Regions from separate parts of the Homo sapiens genome. Here region 1 is linked to region 2. Evidence: read pairs that join two places in POLR2A ChIA-PET (ENCODE). Cell type or tissue: PC-9. All regions are shown on one strand. Each heading gives the region's core, and the rest is flanking DNA. Links, peaks and the distances in the headings are about the cores only.

Region 1 (8,339 bases), core at 139-8,138, 210 kb before region 2:
GTGACTCCTGCCTTCCGGCAGAAGAGGGTAAAGGTGGAGATGAATTGGCCTTTCTGCGTTTCAGAAATGTGAATTTCATTTCCTTCCACACCTCTCTGTCCAGTGGCTGGGCTTGAGAATTAGAGTCGACCCGGCAAAATGACAAATTCACTTGTTAGCAGAGGTTGAATTTTTTGAGTTGGGGCCCATTTCTCTAGTACCAAACATGATCTGGGGACTCGCAGCATGGACAGCCTCTGGGAGCTTGTTAGGAATGCAGACCTCAGTCCCATCCCAGACCACCGAAACAGAAGCTGTAGTTTTTCAGAATGACTGGGTAATTTGCATGCATGCTGATCAAATACTGTCGATTCGGTCTTGTGTTCTTGAGACTTCTTCCTTTCTCCTGCTCAGTGGGGCGTCATGGAGTCCTATGTTGGGGTCTTTCATGGGTTTACGGAGAGATGAGTGAGCAAATGCAGAGACTGTCTCAGCCTGACACAAACCCCTTCCCCTTTCTCCATCTATCCTTACCCTACACAGGTATGAGACAAGGCATGTCCAGATATGTTACCTCCCTTATCCTCACACACTCCTGTGTCTATTTTTAAACAACGAATCCCAATTTTATTGATGAAGAAATGACCTAGGTTGTTGAAACTTACAGAGCTTCAATGGACTCGCCCTGGTGATTACTGAACAGCTTGCTTTCACCTTCCTTTGGTATGTGTCCTAGGCTAGAAATTCTGTCCTTTTAAACACGTAGCTCCAAAGAGTCATTATTGAAAAAAAGCAATCAGAAACAGAATGTTGGGTTTGGTTTGAGTCATAAATTCCACCATGTAGGGATGAAATTAAGGACTTTTTCCTGAGCCTCTGCAAATGATTCCAGTAGTTCAGAGGCCCTTTTGAACAAGAGGTTACATGGATTGGGTTTCAAAGAAAAGAATGTCGAAAGACATCTTCCAGCTGAGAATGGGCTCCAGATGTGAGCATTGCTCTTCCAGATGTGTGGACGAATGGAGCGGGACTGAGATGCCTCACATGTCTGCAACATGAAATGGAAAATCCTCTCTCAGCCACAGGGGAAAGTAGGACAGGGGGAAGACAAATGGAATCCAAGTTAAACTCTTCAAGGTGGGGCCAGACTAACTCTAAGAAATCATTCCCAGGTGGGCTGATATTTTACGTATGCAGTATGTGTAGAGGCCACACCTCAAACTGTGCTGCTGAGCAGAAACTCAGAAGGTATTGTGTCTGCAGGAACTCACTCTTCTCAGACCTGCATAAATCTGATTCAGCCCCTTAGAGGAGCCTCACTGAGAACTGTTGAGACTACAGGCAGATCAAGCAGGACAGGCGGCGAGACTTACTCAGCGGAGCTGAGAACAGAGCCCAGAATGCGGAAGGGGAAGGAGCCAGGAGTCACACAGTCCTTTCTTTCTTCAGCTTCTGAATCAGCAACTCATTCTCTCGGGGATCGCTGGGTTTGTTTCTTTACAATGGCTAGAAGGTCCCATGTTTCTCAGATGAGTAAATTTGAAACCACAGAAAACTGAGGCCTTGTGGCCAAGTCCTCTTGGTTTGTCACATCTCTGAAAATCTGAGCCATTGTCAAACTCCTGGCTGCAGGGAATTAAACCCTTTATTTCCCTCTGCCAGCATCTTCACCTTCTCCAGGAAGATCTGCCAAAGGACTGCTCCAGGTGCAGGTCCACCCACCTCCCCACTTTCCCAAACCTTCCTCCTTTTCCATTTAGAGACTGTCCCTGAGTCCCAATTTCCATGTCACTCTGGAAGTGTGAAAGTGATCTTTATTCCCCATACCTTCTCTATTTTTAAGCAACACAGTTAACTCACTCTGTACTGGTTCAGCTGGTGAGGATCCATATTTTTATTTTCCCCTAAGAGTTCCCAGCCTCTAAACAATACATTCTGACAAAACAGGTTAATTTAAGTTGCTAATTATTTACATTATTAAAACATTATTACATTTGCACATGTAATAATGTCTACATACTGATTACACACACACACACACACACACACAAACCTAAACTGGCATAATCCCTGGTTAATATGCTAATAATAAAATTGATGATTACTAAGTTGAAAAAGTTAATTAGCTGTCTTCTGTTTTTGTATGTGGGGCCTAATCCTCCCTGTGATCTTGGGCCCAACACATTTCTCAAAGGCCACACCAGTCAGAAGGTAGATTTTCCAGTTGGAAGGTATTGAGAGCATTGCAGGGGTAAACCCAGTACCAGTCCACCCTGGGAGGACATATGTCATTATACTGAGAATCAAGTATCAGGAAGTATAGTATCATCATCATCATCATCATCAATCAATGACTAACTGTGAGTTTATTTCCTTTTGTTTTTATTTTTTAATTTTAATTTTATTTTTTTCTGAGACGGGGTCTCAGTCTGTTGCCCAGGCTGGAGTGCAGTGGCGTGATGTTGATTTACTGCAACCTCTGCCTCCTGGGTTCAAGCAATTATCCTGCCTCAGCCTCCCGAGTAGCTGGGACTACAGGCGTGCACCACCATGGCAGACTAATTTTTTATATTTTTAGTACAGACAGGATTTCACCACATTGGCCAGGCTGGTCTTGAACTCCAACTCCTGACCTCAAGTGATCTGCCCGCCTCAGCCTCCCAAAGTGCTGGAATTACAGGCATGAGCCACCGCACCCAGCCCATTTCCTTTTGTTTTTAATCAATTTAGAACTGAATTCTCAAGCTGCTGTTTGTTTTGATTCTAGGCATATTTTGATATTCCAGTTAGTACCCAATTCAGTTTATATATGTATAAAATTACACACCCTGCATCAAAAACATCTTTACATATTTTTATACTTAAACCCAGTTCAAATTGATTTAAGGCTTAGGAAAATAAGTTAGGTTTAGTTCAGTATGTGGTTTAGAAAATGTGTACACTTTATTCTGGCTTCCAACTAAAACTGTGGTGTGTTTCTTGCCTCTGAATTGGACAGATTTCTATGTTTGGCCTGTATTGTGGCAATGGTGTATTATTTTGTTCTTGTCAGTTGCATTCATCATTATTTTAAAAAGATTCCAGAAAGCCTGGTGTTACAGTTAGCCCACCTTGACCCTAAATGCTGCACTACTGCATTTTGACCAAGCATTGGGATCATAAAAATTATCCACCTTCTGTTTCTAGGCTTTCCCCACAGCTTGCAGCCCAGAGTCAGGAGAAATGGCGTTTTACTTCATGTGCTTCCCTAGAGTGAGCAGGGCTATCCAGACTGAAGGGAAATGGCATTTCTCCTTCTGCAACTCAGGACCCTACTGGATTAATTCTTGCCTAAGAGGGCATCTCAGCCATGTGTTCTCCAGCTCATTAATCCTCAGCAGTGACTAACGCTGAAAACCCAACCCTTGTCTTTGGCTGCCAAGGGTGTAATTTCGCTTGGAATGTTGCTTTCAGTTGACTTGTTCTCTACCTTTCTTTTCACCTGTCTGTTATGCTTAGCTCTACCCTCCTGCACGTGTTAATTCTAATCCTTTGGTGATCTAAACTAAAGAAAATGCCTCAGGAATAAACTTTTTATGGATAAGGTTTTTTTTGTGTGTGCTATGACACCTATACCTCTAATATTAGTTTAAATCTACCATTTCTCGAATGCCTATGTGCCAAGTAACTTACACGTATCACATTTGTTGTTACTAACAACCCAATATAGTGTTGTCCCCATTTTTTAGATGAGAAAACTGAGGCTCAGAGAGTCTGAATGCCTTGCCCAAGGCCCTGCAGCTAGAAATCAGATTAAACCTCGTCTGTCTGACTCCAAAGTTTGTGCTTCATGGACTTCCAGCTCTGGTTCATGTTACCCCAGTAGAGCCCTGTGACTTCAAGAATTTCTCAAATGTCCAAAGCAATCTATTTTAATTCACTTTATTAATAAAGATAATAATTCCTGTCTGTCTCACAGGTGGTATAATGAAGTGAAAGGAAGCAGAAGAGAGTGTTATAGTTGGAAAGGTGGGAAATCACCCCCTCCATGCTGAAGGGAAGATTTCAGGTTCCAAATGACACGTTTCCCTCAGAATGACTTTTGCTGTAGGTATGTGAACCTGCCACCACCCTTTGAATTTGGTGGATTGATTTAACGCTGTATCTGAACCTGACTGAGGAGATTCCTTCCTGGTTCATGACCCCGCTCTTGGAGATGCAGGATCTTGAACCGGAAGACTCTGAGTGACAGAATGAAGAGCTGGAGGAATCAGAGTGAGATACAAGAGGGTTCTAGATTTGTTCCTCATTTTATCAGACAATTGAGTGTTGATCTTCCTTCTGGAACTTGTAACAAGAGAGTGAACGGCAAACATGGACCGTTTACCCTCAAGTTTGTTTTCTTGTGCATACCCCCTCTTCCTGACACCTTGGAAGAACAGCCTCTCTTGACCACCAGAGGACAAGCCTGTGTAGGCGTAGAGTAGATGCGTGGCTGAGTGCATGTTTGCACCCTCATTTCACATCCGTCTATAAAGCATTTGAGGCAGTTCAGACAATAGCATGATCACCAGCTGTGCTGCCATTTCTTCCAACAGTGACCATGGATATCTTTGCTGTGTTCCTGAAACTCTGCAGACAGTCCTAAGGGATCCAGTGGGTCCTCTGATGGACCCCAATGCTGGAAGTCACGCATATAGCTCTGAAGAGTTGTCACAAGAAATGGCGTTTCTGGAGGATGCACAGGAAACTTTTCATTTGGCATGAAAAAGGCTATTGGATTTGCAAAGACTGCAGAGGAAGAGTTTAAATTCTGAGCCCTCAAAACAGATTTTTAGAAAAGTGTCTTCCAACCTTTGTTTAGTACAAATAAAGAAGATAAGACAACACCCTTCCCAGGATCTTTCTCTTGGATTTTTTAATTTTTATTTATTTATTTATTCATTTATTTTTTGCCTATGATGGGGGTACTATTAGGAAAGGGAGATCAAAACCTCTCGCTCCTTAGGTTGTATGTAATGCTTACTCAGGAAATATGAGCCAACATTTTGGAATCTTTATCATTATATATTAGTTGCCTTACTGATGAACTCTACGGAGACTATCGTATTTACCAAAATAGAATGACATCTCTGCAGAATCTTTTATCATAGGATTTCTTGGTCAAATCACCTTCCCTCTAATTTGCAGAGATGAGAATAAAAATCAAGAGAGGTCACTAGTTGAAGAATAAGTCATCAGCAGAAGCTGATGATCTCAGCCTCCTTCAGTCTGGCTTGGAGCCAGGTGATGGGTTCAGCGCACGAGCCTGGCCTTCTTTCCCAGCCCTCAATATGCATATTTGCTGCAATGGGTACATGTAGTTAGTGCTGAAAACAGGTGTGGGGTGGAGCAAGTCCAGTGGCTCTTTAATTATTTGAAAATTTGAGGTCAGTTAAGTTTCTCAATTATTAATGATCATCCTTTGGACATCAATATGCCAAGTACTGCACTTGTCACCCAGAAGAGGAGGTGAGGTTGTGACGTTTCAGCATTTCACTAGGATGGAAGAAGAATCAGGCATGAAGCCACCAAAGAAGGACATGGACGGTCATCAAAATGGCAAAGAAAGCAATGTGAAGGGAGTGCTAAAGGGAAAGGGTGTCAGTGTCCTGGCAGTGTAGCCAGGCTGAGGTTGGAAGAAGCCATGAACAAAGCCTGGTTCAGAGAGAAGGGGAAGCCACGTGGTAACATATTGTCCAGGCAAAGGGCAAGAGTCTTCAGGTGTATTAATGACTGGATAAAGAACGAACATGATTGGAGCCACAGGGCTGTATTGTGCTGCAGCAGGTGCTGACGAGGTGGGGGAGAGTGCGGGTGGAGATATCAGGAGCTATGCACAGGTTCTGAGCCAGATATGAAATGGGCTTTGAACCTAGTTGGTCTGAGCAGCTGCATTTGGTATCAATTAGCATAAAAAACAATTGAAACCAAAGAAATCTGCAAGAGGACAGCTCTAATAATCTAGCATTGAGAAGCATAAAAACTGAACCTGTGTTGAGACATTTGGAATGGAGAAAAAGACCCTAAGACAGGACATAGGGCAGAGGAACTATTAGCCAGGGCTCAGCAAAGAAATGGTGATGGAATTGGAGGAGAGATATTACATGTGTTTTTTGCCTCTTGGAATTTTTGAGCTGGAAGAGCCCTTAGTCTAATATCATTATTTTACAAATGGGAAAACCAAAGCACAGAGGGGCCAGTGAAGAAGTTGTATCTATAGACTTCCAGGTGGGCCAATGAAATTCAATTAGGTCTATATTTTATTTGGAAAATAACATAAATATGTTTTAGGTTTCAGACACAGAAGCTTAATTAACTAATACGGTGTGTCAAGCAGAGCACTGGTTTCAGGCTTTTGACTTTTGCATTCTGATTCCAGAAAACTTGACCCCTGATAAGCTCTGACCCTTGATCCCTGGAGACCTTTGGGAGGTAGTAAGTTACTTTGCATTGGGGCTACTACGGATGGAAAGGATCAGGTTCTCCAAAAGCCACTGGAAAACATGGTGGGGCAGAAGACTGGTGGGATCTCAGAGCTACACCCTGCTCCCTGGGGCTCTGAGATCTGGGAGCGGTCAGGCTAGACTGTATCTTTCCCAGGATGTCCCATTCTGGTCTGGGTCATCTGGCTTCTACCCAGACTCGCGTCAGCCTCCACACTGTGATTATCCATGACACTTCAGCCAGCAGCATCTCCACAGCACAGTTTATCAAAAAAAAAAAAAAAAAAAAAGATCCTTTCCCAGGAACTGGGAACGCGTTTCATTTAGCTTCATTTAAAATACATTGTTAAAGCGATGTGCTCCACGGAGCTGCCAAATGCTATAAATATGTATGAAGTCGCAGTAGCCTCCTACACCCATGGAGAGGCCAGTTTTGGGATGGATAACAGACAGGGGGAATTTTAAGTACATCCTGTTCCACTAACACTTGCTTCTTTTCCATTCTGTTCTTCCTCCTTTTGCTCTCTCCTGCTCACTAACCCCCCTCACCCCAGCAGAAAAAATAATTGCTACGAGGGCTGAGCCTGAAGATTTCTTTTTTTTTTTTTCCTTAAAGTGTTGCAAAACCTTAAAACTGTAAGGGAATAACAGCTTTCCCCACAACACACAAACACAGCTCTCCTCTGGCAAACAGGAAACACTCCCAGGGCTGTGGGCTCCTGAGCCAGGAAATGGGTCTTTGCTGCTCTGGTTACCTTCTCCTCAGGTTCTTCCTGGGCATTCAATGCAGTTAAAAATAGTAACCACCAAAACCAGAAGAAAAGATGATTTCATTGTCTAACCGCTGCAACTTGTGGCCTGATTTGGGTGGTGGCAGAGAGGGAGCTAATCCTCTGAGTTGGCGCCTTGGGAATTCTCTTAGGGTCGAGCTGGTCCCTGCCCCAGGATTTCAAAACGGGGTATCCCTGAGGAGCCAGCCCAGCTCAGGAGGGCGGCGTGTTAGGCAGAGCCAGCTTACCACACTCGTGCACACTGTGGGTGAGGCAGCTGGTGGAAATGCAAGATCTCTCCGTGGCCCAGCCTGTGAGCAGTGCAGGTGGCACACACCCGCCCTGGCTTGGGAAGGCAAGGCTGGGGGCGGAGCCTGTCTGCTATCTGAGCTAGTCATTCCTGCAGTGGTCTGGGTAGTGTGCATCCTCAGCTGGCCCTGGCAGGCATAAGAATTTGTAGAGTATGCTCAGTTCCACTCAGCATAGGGAGCTGTCACAGTGACAGGTACAGAAGGGACCCAGTGGGCTTCTAAGGCTATGTGAAGACAAAGATAGTTTGAGAAGGTACTTTATCGGGGAACCTGCCCTGATATTCATGTAGGTTCTTTTCTATTTTCCCTAAGCATTGGCCAGCTTGAGAAATAAAGGGACAGAGTACAAAAGAGAGAAATTTTAAAGCCAGGCGTCTGGGGGAGACATCACATGTCTGTAGGTTCCGTGATGCCCCACAAGCCACAAAAACCAGCAAGTTTTTATTACGGATTTTCAAAAGGGGAGGGAGTATGCTAATAGGTGTGGGTCACAGACATCAAGTACTTTACAAGGTAATAGAATATCACACGGCAAGTGGAGGCAGGGCGAGATCACAGGACCACAGGACCGGGCCTAAATTAAAATTGCTAATGAAGTTTTGGGCACCATTGTCATCGATAACATCTTATCAGGAGACAGGGTTTTGAGATCAACCGGTCTGACCAAAATTTATTAGGCGGGAATTTCCTCTTCCTAATAAGCCTGGGAGCGCTATGGGAGACTGGAGTCTATTTCACCTCTGCAGTCTTGACCATAAGAGACAGGCACACCTGGGGGGGCTGTTTATAAGCCTATACCTCCGGGTGCGTGTTCT
Region 2 (8,339 bases), core at 100-8,099:
TCATACCCATTCCAGAGCTTTTGCTGACCTCTTTCAGGGGTGTGTCCTCTCAATGGTAGACCGTGCTACTGGAGTGTGCATCTGGGCTGGAGACATGGCTGTTTGAGGGCCGGGGTGTCACTTAAAATGGTAAGATAATGACTCCCTGGCTTTAAAACCACAGCCACATGTCTGTGGCCCTGCATGGTATAGGGTGGACCATGGGGGCAGGAAGAGAAGTGTGGGCCACGGGCCTACAACCTTCCTTGTTCCTTCTCCCCAGGCCCTGCAATTCTCAGGGATAGGCCAATGGTTTGGTCCTTGGAGCAGCTGTAATTGTGCTGCCTACTCCAGTAGCCAGGAAATGCATCTGATCTCTCTCCATTTTCTGTTTGAAATGGAAATTGCTTCATTTGTCAGTTTGTCAGACTCCCAAGTAATTACCCTTACAGAATTCCAGAGGCGTCCATCAGCCACAGTCGTCACAGCCCCTCCCAATATGTAGAGAGAGGCACTCAGCCCTTTCTACCCCTATTTTTTGGCAAATGAAACAAAGGGTGAGCAGCCTTAAAAGGAGAAAGAGGTTTCAAAGGACTGTGTTCCTCAGCTTACTTAATTATTGTAATCACTGGGGCACTTGTGAAAAATACTAATTTCTAGGCCCTATGCCTGGAGAGCCTGATTCTTTTGGTTGGGTGGAGATGCAGGAACAGTGCTTCTCAGCCTTGGCTGAACACTGAAGTCACCTGGGGAGCTTTAAAATTACTAATACCTGGGTCTCAGCCCCAGAGAGTCTGGTTTAATTGGCCTGGGTGTGGCTTAGGAATCAGAGTTTTAAAAGCTCCCTGGGTGATTCTACTGTACCACCAAGGTAGAGAAACCCTGCCTATGGACCTCTGCTTTTAACACAAGCCCCCAAGGTTTCTTCTGACCACAAAGGGTCAGGAAATACACCAGTTGGTCCCACAAACGGAAGTGCAGAAAAGAGTAACAGGGACAGATTTTCCTACCTGCAGGAGAACTCATTTAGATTTTTTTCTGTTTTTTCGTTTTTTGCAGAAGCAACTGGCGAGTTCCTTTGTCCTCTGCCTCTTTCTCCCTAAGCTGTTTCTCTAAAGCAGTAAGATAATTGCTCCATTGCTTTAAAACTCTAGGAATGACTCTCCCTACTCTCCCCCACCCATCCGATAATAGCCCTCACTTTCTTGTGCACAAACATTGACTCATTTTTCTATGAGGGGGGTAGAACAGGTATTATTGTCCCCATCTGAGCCCGAACCTAGTAAGGTTCAAGAGTTGTTTGTTTCTGGGGTAACAGTTCCTTTTATCTTTTCCTCATTATTTCATGAGCTTTGCCCCACCTCACTCCCGTCTTAGGGGTTCACGTTCCTAACATGTGACCTGAATAAGCAAGGATATTGCTGGGGACATTAACTCAAGCCCTCAGAAGAGGGAGCCAAGGTGAGCATTGGTTCAAGACAGAGAAGATGGCAGAACTCTCCCACAGGGGATGGAAAATGCTACCCTGCAGGCTTCTGGGATTCCACTTTGCCTTTCACCCATTGCACCAAGCATACCAAAGTCCAGGGGTAAGCCCTGGGACCCCTGAGGACAACTGATGGGCACAACCTTACCTTTCCCCATAGCATGTGCCTCACTGAAGCTTGTTGGGGTTTAGGGGGCTCATTTAAGCAGCTGAAGGCTAACATACAACTTGGAGTTAGTGTTGACTCCCAAGGAAAGATCAGACGTATGCTGGAAAAGGCAGTGGGCTTCAAAGTAAAGAGGATAAGAAACAATCAACAGTCTGCTCGAAATGTGTCTGTCAGTCTCCAATTAACCATAGCACAGGCAGCAGCTTCGAGTGATGGGAGCATGCACCAGTCCTTTCAGTAACCTCTGTCACTAGACAGGACTCTGATTTTCAAAGTGTCCAAAAAGGCAGATTCTACAAACTACAGACTGTGAGCTCAATGTTAAAACACAGTCAAAATTCCACCAGGTTATTGAAGGCTTTGTTTAGAAGCATCTAGAAAAAGACACTAGGGTCACTTGGATCCAGCATGAATCTGCTGAGGGCAAATTGGAACAGGCTAACCACAGTTCTTTCTCTGACAAGGTCACATTAGACCGGTAAATCAAGAACAGTTATATCACATGGAACATGTGGACATCACCTGCTGAATGACATGGACTCGATATCTAGTTGTGGATAAGAGAAACACATGGATTGGATGCAGAGATGTATAGGCATATTGGTAACAAGGTGAACATTTGGGCGTCAGAGGTATTGCTTAATGAACGTGGAGAAAAATGATCTGTAGTTGTCTGGCTTAGAATCTCTCCTTTTCTTCTGCTTTATTCAAATGTTTTATCTATGACTTGAATGGAAATATAGATTTTCAGAAGATAGGAACTGAGTAAAACTGTCTTTCTCTATACACACACAGATAGATTTTTGAAAGGCTGGATTCAAGAGTGGAATTGCACAAGATAATATTCAACAAAATGTGCCTCTTTGCATGCTATAAGAAAGAGAATGTGGCTTAGCAGTAGCTCATGTGAAAAGGCTTAGTAGTCTGCATCAACAAAATATACAATTGTGTTGTGAGGTCTCCTGTAATGCTACTTGGATCATGGGTTATAATAATAGAAGTAAAGTCTGCAACTGAGGAGGTGATCTTCCATTCTACAGTGTACTTCTATCATTAGGAATTTTGACTTCCTAGTTTTGGACATCACATTAAGACTCTGGAACAGGCTGGAATGGAGGTGAGAAGCTGTTTAATAAAAATAACCTAAAACATTCTCAAAGAGGAAGATGGAAGAAATGGAGATGAGTAATTTCAGGAGTCACAAGAGAGACAGCTTTAATGTCTACAGTCTGTCTTAGACTGCCACAGCATCCTCACAGATGGAATGAGAATATATGTGAGAAAGCTCTAGCCCAGTGGTCCCCAGTATTGGAACAGGGCTGCACAGCAGGAGTTGAGCAGCAGACAAGCCAGCGAAGTGTCATCTGTATTGACCGCTGCTCCCCATCACTCGCGTTACCACCTGAGATCCACCTCTTGTCAGATCAGCGTGGCATTAGATTCTCATAAGAGCTCGAACCCTACTGTGAACTGCGCATGTGCGGGATCTAGGTTATGCTCTCCTTATGAGCATCTAGGGCCAGGCGCGGTGGCTCATGCCTGTAATCCCAGCACTTTGGGAGGCCAAGGCAGGTGGATCACCTGAGATCAGGTGTTCGAGACCAGCCTGATCAACATGGAGAAATGTCTCTACTAAAAATACAAAATAGCCGGGCGTGGTGGTGCATGCCCATAATCCCAGCTACTAGGGAGGCTGAGACAGGAGAATCACTTGAACCCGGAAGGCAGAGGTTGCAGTGAGCCAAGATCGCGCCATTGCGTTCCAGCCTGGGCATACAGAGCAAGACTCTGTCTCAAAAAAACAAAAAAAACAAAAAAAGAGAATCTAATGCTTGATGATCTATCACCGTCTCCCATCACCCCCAGATGGGTCTGTCTAATTGCAGGAAAATAAGCTCAGGACTCCCACTGATTCTACATTATCATGAGTTGTATAATTATTTCATTATATATTACAATGTAATAATAATAGAAATAAAGTACACAATAAATGTAATGTGCTTGAATCATCCTGAAACCATCTCACCACCCTGGTCCGTGGAAAAATTGTCTTCCGTGAAACCAGTACCTGCTGCCAGAAAGGTTGGGGATGGCTGCTCTAGAGGACCTGGTTAGGGCTCCATATAAAGGAAACTCACTAGAGATGGAATGCTGGCTTCAGACTAATCCCAACACCACAATGGAACCAAAGAAAAGTCAAAAGAACACATAGCAAATGTGGATATTGTCAGAAAGGCCCTCATTTGTAGCTGGAATAGGAAACTCTATGCTCAGTTTGGTTTCAGAAACTCCTGAACGGCCTTAATGATTAGAAAAATCTTTCCTGGCCTTTGCCTGAAACGTTACCATTAACTCTTTGTCCCTATAGCCTAAGGCTTTGATTCCTGTCCTATTCAAATGCCTCTGGAAGTGATAGCAGTAAATTATCCATAAATGTGAATGAAGGATGGAAGCGAAAAGTTTTTAGAAGAAGATAGAGGGTGTGAAGACAGGAGGATGAATGTCAATTGGGAATTTTAAGTGTGGGAAACCCGTATTCATTTCTACTTGCCTGCCCCAAATTCGGGAGGTGGAAGGAAGATTCCCACTTTCAGTAAACTCAGATGATCCCACACTTAGTGATCCTAAGGAGAGGCCCAGTGCTCCATTTGGCCTCTTTCCCTGCCCAGGTCCTGGATTTAGTATTTCCAGGCATAGGCGGGAGTTTCTGCTGCTGACTCAGTCCTGGGAGCTGTTGGAGCGCTGGCCCTCCTGGATCCCTCCCAGAGATCCCCTTGTCAGCAAAGCCCTGCACGAAAGCCCCACCAGCAAGAGCAGAGGGAGCAGGTGCCTGGCCCTCTGCACCGCCCATGCTGGCAAGCTGGAAGTCTGGCTGGCATCACGCCCAGCTCATTTCCAAGAGCTTGCTAGCTAGATATTTGCAGGGAGGGAGCCTTGGCAAGGAGGTGGCAGCTCGGCAGAAATGCTGCCCAGGCCCTTTCACCCACTGCGCTGTGGCAACAGAGGGTGATTGCTCTGATAGAGTTTGGTTTATGACACTACATTAGTAAGCTTATGCCTCAGGCTATTCCTAGCCGAATGGAATGGCCAGGGAAAAGGCGATGCAACTCCTCCATCATCAGAGGCAGCATGAAACACTTATTGTATCGCCCTAACTCTGTAGCAGGGGAAATTTGATTTATTTTAGAGTTAATCCATCACCCTCTGGCATCCTTTCAAGACAGGCCTTGAGCATAATTGCAGGATCTGGAGAAAATGGGGAAGTCAAGTTCAATTTATTCCATTAACATTTTTAAAACATTTAATTATGATAAAAACTGAAAAGCATTTACTATGAGTAGGACCCTGGCTTCATCTCCTCCATGTGCTCATCCCAGCAATCACTCTCTCCCGGCTGTCACTGGCTTATTACAACTCCGCGCCCTGGCTCCGATGGTTCCCACGAGCCTGGGCTCCACTGCCGCATCAGCCCACATGGAGGTGTGAAGTCCACTCACCACCTTTTTTTGCCAGCAGAAATCCATCCATTCCTTTCTGGATGGTCATTGCATTATTTTTCTCCTCCACTTTACTTTGAATATCTCCTCCTCTTTTCCTCGAGGGCCAGCCATGGGAGGTGGGAGAGAGGGGGTCAAGGCAAGATGTGGCCATGTCCTCCTACATTCAGCCACTATCTCTACTGTCAGGGATGGGTATCTAGCAGCCCGAGGAGACACACACATAGGCCTCCACAAAATGGGGGCTGGCCAAAGAGGTAGTTTTGGAAACAAATATGTTTTATTATTTTAAAAGTCAATGATGTGGTAATTTTAGGAAAAACAAAGCATGTTGTTAGATTTCTTTTGATTTTTTAATTGTTTTTTTAAATTGATTTATTTTATTTATTTATTTATTTATGTTTATTTTTATTATACTTTAAGTTTTAGGGTACATGTGCACAATGTGCAGGTTAGTTACATATGTATACATGTGCCATGCTGGTGTGCTGCACCCATTAACTCGTCATCTAGCATTAGGTATATCTCCTAATGCTATCCCTCTCCCCTCCCCCCACCCCACAACAGTCCCCAGAGTGTGATGTTCCCCTTCCTGTGTCCATGTGTTCTCATTGTTCAATTCCCACCTATGAGTGAGAACATGCGGTGTTTGGTTTTTTGTCCTTGCGATAGTTTACTGAGAATGATGATTTCCAATTTCATCCATGTCCCTACAAAGGACATGAACTCATCATTTTTTATGGCTGCATAGTATTCCATGGTGTATATGTGACACATTTTCTTAATCCAGTCTATCGTTGTTGGACATTTGGGTTGGTTCCAAGTCTTTGCTATTGTGAATAGTGCCGCAATAAACATACGTGTGCATGTGTCTTTATAGCAGCATGATTTATAGTCCTTTGGGTATATACCCAGTAATGGGATGGCTGGGTCAAATGGTATTTCTAGTTCTAGATCCCTGAGGAATCGCCACACTGACTTCCACAATGGTTGAACTAGTTTACAGTCCCACCAACAGTGTAAAAGTGTTCCTATTTCTCCACATCCTCTCCAGCACCTGTTGTTTCCTGACTTTTTAATGATTGCCATTCTAACTGGTGTGAGATGATATCTCATAGTGGTTTTGATTTGCATTTCTCTGATGGCCAGTGATGATGAGCATTTCTTCATGTGTTTTTTGGCTGCATAAATGTCTTCTTTTGAGAAGTGTCTGTTCATGTCCTTCGCCCACTTTTTGATGGGGTTGTTTGTTTTTTTCTTGTAAATTTGTTTGAGTTCATTGTAGATTCTGGATATTAGCCCTTTGTCAGATGAGTAGGTTGTGAAAATTTTCTCCCATGTTGTAGGTTGCCTGTTCACTCTGATGGTAGTTTCTTTTGCTGTGCAGAAGCTCTTGAGTTTAATTAGATCCCATTTGTCAATTTTGGCTTTTGTTGCCATTGTTTTTGGTGTTTTGGACATGAAGTCCTTGCCCACGCCTATGTCCTGAATGGTAATGCCTAGGTTTTCTTCTAGGGTTTTTTATGGTTTTAGGTCTAACGTTTAAATCTTTAATCCATCTTGAATTGATTTTTGTATAAGGTGTAAGGAAGGGATCCAGTTTCAGCTTTCTACATATGGCTAGCCAGTTTTCCCAGCACCATTTATTAAATAGGGAATCCTTTCCCCATTGCTTGTTTTTCTCAGGTTTGTCAAAGATCAGATAGTTGTAGATATGAGGCATTATTTCTGAGGGCTCTGTTCTGTTCCATTGATCTATATCTCTGTTTTGGTACCAGTACCATGCTGTTTTGGTTACTGTAGCCTTGTAGTATAGTTTGAAGTCAGGTAGTGTGATGCCTCCAGCTTTCTTCTTTTGGCTTAGGATTGACTTGGCGATGCGGGCTCTTTTTTGGTTCCATATGAACTTTAAAGTAGTTTTTTCCAATTCTGTGAAGAAAGTCATTGGTAGCTTGATGGGGATGGCATTGAATCTGTAAATTACCTTGGGCAGTATGGCCATTTTCACGATATTGATTCTTCCTACCCATGAGCATGGAATGTTCTTCCATTTGTTTGTGTCCTCTTTTATTTCCTTGAGCAGTGGTTTGTAGTTCTCCTTGAAGAGGTCCTTCACATCCCTTGTAAGTTGGATTCCTAGGTATTTTATTCTCTTTGAAGCAATTGTGAATGGGAGTTCACTCATGATTTGGCTCTCTGTTTGTCTGTTGTTGGTGTATAAGAATGCTTGTGATTTTTGTACATTGATTTTGTATCCTGAGACTTTGCTGAAGTTGCTTATCAGCTTAAGGAGATTTTGGGCTGAGACGATGGGGTTTTCTAGATAAACAATCATGTCGTCTGCAAACAGGGACAATTTGACTTCCTCTTTTCCTAATTGAATACCCTTTATTTCCTTCTCCTGCCTGATTGCCCTAGCCAGAACTTCCAACACTATGTTGAATAGGAGCGGTGAGAGAGGGCATCCCTGTCTTGTGCCAGTTTTCAAAGGGAATGCTTCCAGTTTTTGCCCATTCAGTATGATATTGGCTGTGGGTTTGTCATAGATAGCTCTTATTATTTTGAAATACGTCCCATCAATACCTAATTTATTGAGAGTTTTTAGCATGAAGGGTTGTTGAATTTTGTCAAAGGCTTTTTCTGCATCTATTGAGATAATCATGTGGTTTTTGTCTTTGGTTCTGTTTATATGCTGGATTACATTTATTGATTTGCGTATATTGAACCAGCCTTGCATCCCAGGGATGAAGCCCACTTGATCATGGTGGATAAGCTTTTTGATGTGCTGGTGGATTCGGTTTGCCAGTATTTTATTGAGGATTTTTGCATCAATGTTCATCAAGGATATTGGTCTAAAATTCTCTTTTTTGGTTGTGTCTCTGCCCGGCTTTGGTATCAGAATGATGCTGGCCTCATAAAATGAGTTAGGGAGGATTCCCTCTTTTTCTATTGATTGGAATAGTTTCAGAAGGAATGGTACCAGTTCCTCCTTGTACCTCTGGTAGAATTCGGCTGTGAATCCATCTGGTCCTGGACTCTTTTTGGTTGGTAAACTATTGATTATTGCCACAATTTCAGAGCCTGTTATTGGTCTATTCAGAGATTCAACTTCTTCCTGGTTTAGTCTTGGGAGAGTGTATGTGTCGAGGAATGTATCCATTTCTTCTAGATTTTCTAGTTTATTTGCGTAGAGGTGTTTGTAGTATTC

The links. ChIA-PET counts read pairs that join two places held together with the same protein. Peaks named below come from ENCODE experiments on the same cell type or tissue, not always from the same donor. Only the 100,000 strongest peaks of a DNase experiment are listed, where the experiment ranks them.
Region 1: POLR2A ChIA-PET joins it to region 2 with 7 read pairs; 2 of 35 experiments call an interaction of 5 or more read pairs at or near these places.

Annotation. Positions count from the first base shown.
Region 1 is chr12:13,172,354-13,180,692 of GRCh38, forward strand. No RefSeq gene overlaps it. Among named protein-coding and RNA genes, the nearest start is that of EMP1, 20 kb to the right of the region's middle. RefSeq lists enhancers at 105-154, 1,360-1,409. In PC-9, for the core only: CTCF peaks have their summits at 1,743, 2,129, 3,821 and 4,027; DNase peaks (open chromatin) are centred at 1,348, 3,378, 7,378, 7,528 and 1 weaker place; H3K4me3 peaks cover 2,472 bases; H3K27ac peaks cover 7,752 bases.
Region 2 is chr12:13,386,075-13,394,413 of GRCh38, forward strand. No RefSeq gene overlaps it. Among named protein-coding and RNA genes, the nearest start is that of LINC01559, 13 kb to the left of the region's middle. In PC-9, for the core only: no CTCF peak of the experiment used is centred there; DNase peaks (open chromatin) are centred at 767, 1,207 and 4,597; H3K4me3 peaks cover 1,072 bases; H3K27ac peaks cover 4,935 bases.